2 separate regions of the Homo sapiens genome follow, and region 2 is linked to region 1. A link is a loop called in an ENCODE intact Hi-C map of the cell type or tissue named here. Cell type or tissue: HCT116. All regions are shown on one strand. Links, peaks and the distances in the headings refer to the core of each region. The heading gives the core; the rest is flanking DNA. Region 1 has its middle 200 kb from the start of SORL1-AS1. Region 2 has its middle 21 kb from the start of TRK-TTT2-1.

The links. Hi-C counts contacts between places; a loop is a spot of excess contacts. Peaks named below come from ENCODE experiments on the same cell type or tissue, not always from the same donor. Only the 100,000 strongest peaks of a DNase experiment are listed, where the experiment ranks them.
Region 2: it touches region 1 in a loop (3-fold over the local background); 8 of 110 quality-filtered maps call a loop at or near these places.

Annotation. Positions count from the first base shown.
Region 1 is chr11:121,654,520-121,657,430 of GRCh38, forward strand. No RefSeq gene overlaps it. Among named protein-coding and RNA genes, the nearest start is that of SORL1-AS1, 200 kb to the left of the region's middle. RefSeq lists an enhancer at 1,318-1,527. In HCT116, for the core only: CTCF peaks have their summits at 1,098 (motif pointing right) and 1,666; DNase peaks (open chromatin) are centred at 1,182 and 1,602; H3K4me3 peaks cover 1,191 bases; H3K27ac peaks cover 1,712 bases.
Region 2 is chr11:122,579,071-122,581,981 of GRCh38, forward strand. It overlaps the pseudogene RNU6-592P. Among named protein-coding and RNA genes, the nearest start is that of TRK-TTT2-1, 21 kb to the left of the region's middle. In HCT116, for the core only: CTCF peaks have their summits at 1,580 (motif pointing right) and 2,200 (motif pointing left); DNase peaks (open chromatin) are centred at 1,141, 1,621 and 2,121; H3K4me3 peaks cover 1,687 bases; H3K27ac peaks cover 2,228 bases.

The DNA of each region.
Region 1 (2,911 bases), core at 271-2,770:
CAGGTTTTTCTCCCTTGGATTAACCTCTCTGTGTGTTGTTGGGAAGTACTGTTCATCTGGTTGTAGCTCAGAATTTTGTACCTGGCCCAGAGGAGATTCCTGGGAGTGGAATCTAGGTCCCCACCCAATTCTGATTGTGAGTAATGGATGCCGTTTGGATGGGAACTGTAGAGGATTTATCTTTAACGCCAGAGGGCTGGAGGTCAGAGCTGAAGCAGGTTGATTAAAATCAGTTACTCAGGGGATTTGACTACACAACCCAAAACACAAGCTGGAGGAATCCAGCTTCTTCTCAGAACTGCCCCCAAATACTGAGGAAAGGTAGATTCGAGGTCTGCAATCCTCGCCTTGCTTCTCAACTCAGAGCTGTCATTGTCTCAAACACGCACTTGACACTAAACATACATTTTTCTCTGACATATTTGTATTGTTTTTTAAGCTGTATGACAAATAGTTATGCTGAGTGAGTTCCGGGCACCTAGCAGGCAGGCAGTAAATATTTGCTGTACATCGAAAGAATGCCGTTGGCTTGGCTGTCAGTATGGCTCCGATTCAGAACCATCCCATTGCTGGGTTCTTGAAGCTGGGAGGATTGCACGTTGAAGGGCTGGTCAAGCCCTGCCTGACCAGAAAGGTCTCTGTGAATACTTTGGTCATAGAGACCAGAAAGGTCTCTGTGAATACTGGAACATTCTCAGACATGCCGAGCAAAAGCTACCATCGCAGGCAAGAGGGACGGTGGGGGGAAGTGCAGCTGGGAGTTTTCATAGAGACGTGGTTCCTTTGTTCTGGTAGATTTCAGCCAGAAAGAACAGCAAATTTTTACTGTCTGCAAACCACTAAGGAGCTACTCCCCTCCCCCTTTACCTCCTTCCTTCCCAACCTGGGAATTCATTTGCTGCTTCTCTCTCCTCCTCCTCTGCCCTCGGGCAGTCCTCAGGGACAAAGCTCTTTGTTGTGAACACTCCGAGACAATACGGGATTGCACAGTCCCCAGGGCACAATCGGGGCTGTCCTCCATGGAGAGTGATCGCCCGGGCAGAGACCCCCACCTGTTGATCTCCCCCTTCCCGGGGCGAGTGGCAACCTGCATTGTGCTGGGGACGCACGCGTTTCCACAGCAGGCTCAGCAGATGGTGCTGGTGAGCAAAGCCATTCCCGTCCCTCTCGCGCCCCTCCCCACCGCCAGAGCCTCGCTGGTCTAAAGCAAAAACAGATGTTTTCATCATTTCTGGATCTGGCATGTGACTCGCAGTTCAGCAATGCGCCGACATAACCCAGAGTTGTACGTCCCCATCATCCCCCGCAAAATAAAAATCCTGAACTTAAACGAGCCTTCCTCCTAGGCGAGCCACTGACACATGATCTGTGTAATCCACCCGGCACGTGTTTAATCGGACTCCAACTGCAACTGCCTTTGTAGCCAGCCCCGGCTCTATAATTGGGAAGTTGTCTTTTTTTCAGCGAAGACACGGGACAGCCAGACTAGCTATCTTTACACCAAGGGCTGGGAAGAGGCGCTAGCCTTTTAAAATAGCCCTGGTCTGGCTGGCTGGCGAACCTGTCTGCGTGGGAGCCGGTGAGCGGGGCCAGAGCAAAACAGGAAGGCCGCGGCGGCGCACCCTGTTCCCGGCGCCCTCGGCAGGTGGCAGCATTGGCCCGAGCTGGCCTCTGCCGCTGGCCAGCCCCAAAGCAGGGCCCTTTTACTTTCGGTGGCCTCAAAATTATTAGTTCCAGATGAGTTCTTGCAATTGTAATATTTGGTTTAACCCAATCTGCCCGACTGCGTCAGCGCACGTTCAAATACAGCCGTCTGAAGTCTACCCAGACATCAGAGGCATGTTTCGGGGGTGTCAACATTCCTTACCCTTTGAAAGAATTAAAGCAAAACAAAACAAAACAAAAAAAGGAGGCTGATTTATCCCAAAACGAAAGAAGGGTGAACAGGCGTGGGGCTAGGGTGCCTGAGAGGGAGCGAGCAGTGGACATTCAGGGAAGGCGTAACAATGGAACTTTGTCCAGGAGGCCCGCTAGAGTGGAACTGGATTTATTTGTTGAACTAGAAAGGGACCTCTAGGTTCTTTGAAGGTTAGAGCAAATAAGCAAAACTGGCGTGCATTTGGTTTACCAACAGCAGAGTCCTTCAAGTCACGTAGGCTGCTATTGTCAGACACAAAACGCGTTGTTTCTGGGGCTGGGCCTCTGCTTAACACTTGGCTTGGTGTCCCAGGAAGGGGGCAGTGGAGGAGGGGGCTCCCCATCTTAGCACACAGCTTTTAGGGGCACTCTGAATGTCTGCCAAGGATGTAGACTGGGTTTCCTAAGGACAGCAGCCTAGGCCGCAGAGGACTCGTTTAGAAGACAGGAGCCCTCCTGCAGGCCCTCTGGCGAGTGGACTGGCTGGAGTCGTCAAGTGTCTTGTAAACGGCCCTGCTGTGGTTTTACTGCAACACCGTGGAGCTGGACACGGGGGAGACTAGGGACCCATCCCGGTGGTCTCAGGGTATTACAGATGCATGAGCTGAGGCTAAAAGACTCCCTCTGACCCCCAGGGCAGAGCAGCAAAATGTGCAAAGGGAGCCCAGAAATCCTGCTCCAACCACCAGCCAGGAAAGGGTGTCTCTTCCCTTAGCAGAGATGGAATAACCTGGCCTTGAAAAGACAGCCTCTGTCAAGCAGTCCCCCACACCCCTTCCCCCTGCCTGCACCTCACTTTTAAATCTGTGCTCAAATTCTTCAGTAAGATTCCTGCTAGTCGACTACAGGGAGCCTGACCGTTTCCCTGCAGGTCTCTGGCTCAACATGGTACTGATCAAAAGCTGGCACCAGTCTGGCAGATGCTTTAAGTCCTGCATGTCGGGAGCTAGCGGCTGGTGCTGGCATCAGCCAGCCAGGCAGACAGAGTGGCCAT
Region 2 (2,911 bases), core at 281-2,780, 920 kb after region 1:
CAGGGTTTCACCATGTTGGCCAGGCTGGTCTCAAACTCCTGACCTCGTGATCCACCTGCCTCGGCTTCCCAAAGTGCTGGGATTACAGGCGTGAGTCACCGTGCCCAGCCGTACCTTTTTATTTGTTAAAAAAAAAAAACAAGGAATGCTTCACAAATTTGTGTGTCATCCTTGCACAGGGGCCATGCTAATCTTCTCTGTAGTGTTCCAATTTTAGTATACGTGCTGCTGAAGCACATTATGCACTTTATAAGGACACACATACCAAGTGGTAGGTGCCCAAGCTTAATTTGTACAATCAACAGAGACAACCTAAGAAACACGCAGCCCTCAGGAAAGTGCTGTGATGACGCTGAAATCAGGCAATGGCCTCCCAAGCCAGGAAAAGATGAAACAAATGTGAGAGGCCAGTAAGAATCCGCAAGACTCAGAAAAAAGTGAAATAATGGCAATTTTTAATAAAATATTTGCTTTAAAATGGGCCCTAAAGGCCATTTTGAATACATTGAATACAGTGCTTTAACTCCAAGTCCCTATGCTGAAATATTTCAGAGTTCTCAGATATTTATAAAATATTTGCATGAAGTCTTTTAGACCAGTGGTTCTCAAATATCAATCCTTAGACCACTACCGAAACTTGATAAATTTTTCACCCCTTTATAACAGAATTATAAAAATAAGAAAGATGTAATAATCATTCCATTAAGCTAAATATTCAATTAAAAGGGTTGTCCTTTTTTTCTCTCTCTCAGGGGGAAAAAAAAACAACACTTTCTCGTTCGCTTTTGGAGCTTCCATACACAAGCTCTTTGGAAGTTATTGCCCTTTAGAGGTAAGAGGACGCCAAACATAGATGCAATTTTTTAAAATATTAGCAAAAGAAAAAGCTGGCAACCATGCATTGTCTTTATTTATTTATTCGGGCTGTTAGATATAAGTTCTAAATTTCTCTTCAAAGAATCAATATGTCAGTATGTTCAATTCTTTGCCTTCTACTTTTAAACTTAACTTCCTCGTAAAGCAACCTTTTTCGATTATCTACTCCACCCTGACTCATTCCGATCACCTGCTCCACCCTGACTTATTCAGATTACCTGCTACCTGCTGCTCTCTGACTCATTCTCCGCCCTGCATAACCATTTTTTTTCCCCGCCAAACCACTCACCCCGTTACTCTCTTTAAATTAACCAATCGGAATTAGTTTAGCCTGTGCGGTCTAACCCTAGCCAATAGGGGAAGGACACAGCAGCAGGGGCCACGTGCGACCGGGATAAGAACCCCTTCCCATCCCTTGTCCAAGTGTGCGCTCACCATTGCTCTGTCTGTAAGGGCACACCCTTCTATAGAAGTACCTTGCCTTGCTGAGAATTAAAAGAAAATTTTATATTCGAGTGCTATTTCTTTTGCGGCACCGAAACTTTATATATAACAGGGATTTTATTGGCTTTTTTGCTTGCTAGTTTGATAGTTCTCTCGTTTTGCTTAATAATTCATAAAAATCTTGATCCAGGTGAGGTGTGGAAAAAATTTAAAATGTTAAAATCTTGGGAGCCCTGCAATTCGGTTTGCAAGCTGCAGGTGCCCCTTTGTCCACCAGATGGCAGGGCAGCTCTGCAGGTAACTTCTGGCGCCGTCTGCTGCTGCCTCCGCCTCTGCCTCTGCCCTGGGAAAGCAGCGCCAGTTCATCTTTCAAAGAATACGTCCCTTCTTGTCTTTAGGGTTTTTCCCCCAAAGAATATTTTCAGCAGAAGTATTTTACATCTCAGTCTAGAGATGAACTTCCCCAAGAGTGTTGTGTGTAGGCTTGCCGGTTTTTTTTTAAATTATTATTATTCACTATAAATCTTTATTAATAAAGATTTAACAAGGACCTAACCCAGCAGTTCAGAGGTACAGAAAGTCAATGTGTGGAAAGAAGACGGAACTGATCGGAAATGTTTATTCCTCTCCTAAATCACCACTGACAACGACAACCACACACACACACACACACACACACACACACACACACACACACAGCTGACGCTCAGAATGCGTAGGGACAGAGACACAGGGAGCAGGACAGGAAGCAAAGGGTAGTTATATATGGCCGAGAGGAACATGGTTCCTTAGTAAGTCTGGAAAATACAGTATTGCCACTCAGGAAAAACAAAGAGGCGCGCCATACTGCCACCCAGTGGTGTGAACTGTTTCTTTCCAGACTTAATGCAAACAAAACCCTTCTTTTTATGCTTCTGATGGTGGCTGAGATCTTCCTCTCAAAGAACTACATTACACAGTACTGCTTGCTCCTACCAGTACCTGACACGGGTGTCAGGCCCAACCACGTGCTCGGTGTATTCATAGACCTTAGTCACGGAAGCACAGTCTTGTCCGGATGCACAGCATGTGAGCACTTGCTCTCCAAACTTACCATCTTCCAGCTCCGGTTAATACAGCAGACCATTCATGCGTCTAGGAACCAAAGAATTACCCTAGGGCCCTGCTATTATTTGGGCAAGAGACTCATAATGACCTTACTTGACTGGCTGCATAAAAAGTCCCAAATCTTCCTGCCATTCCTTTCTCGTCTTGGCCTCTGGGCCGGGAGCACAAAGCCTAGGAAAGGACCCAGGGACAGAAAAAGGAAATATCGAGGTACTGTTTTCCCCCTACCTCCTCAGCTTGGCCTAAGGAAATTTTCAGAGTAACTGAGCTAAGCTCCAGCATCCTCTTCTCTTCTGATATGGTTAGACTTTGTGTCCCCAACCAAATCTCATCTTTTTTTTTTTCTTTTCAGCCACTCAGAGAGATATGTATAACCTCTCTCTTTTTTTTATTTTTATTTTACTTTAAGTTCTGGGATACATGTGCAGAACATGCAGGTTTGTTACATAGGTATACATGTGCCATGGTGGTTTGCTGCACCTAT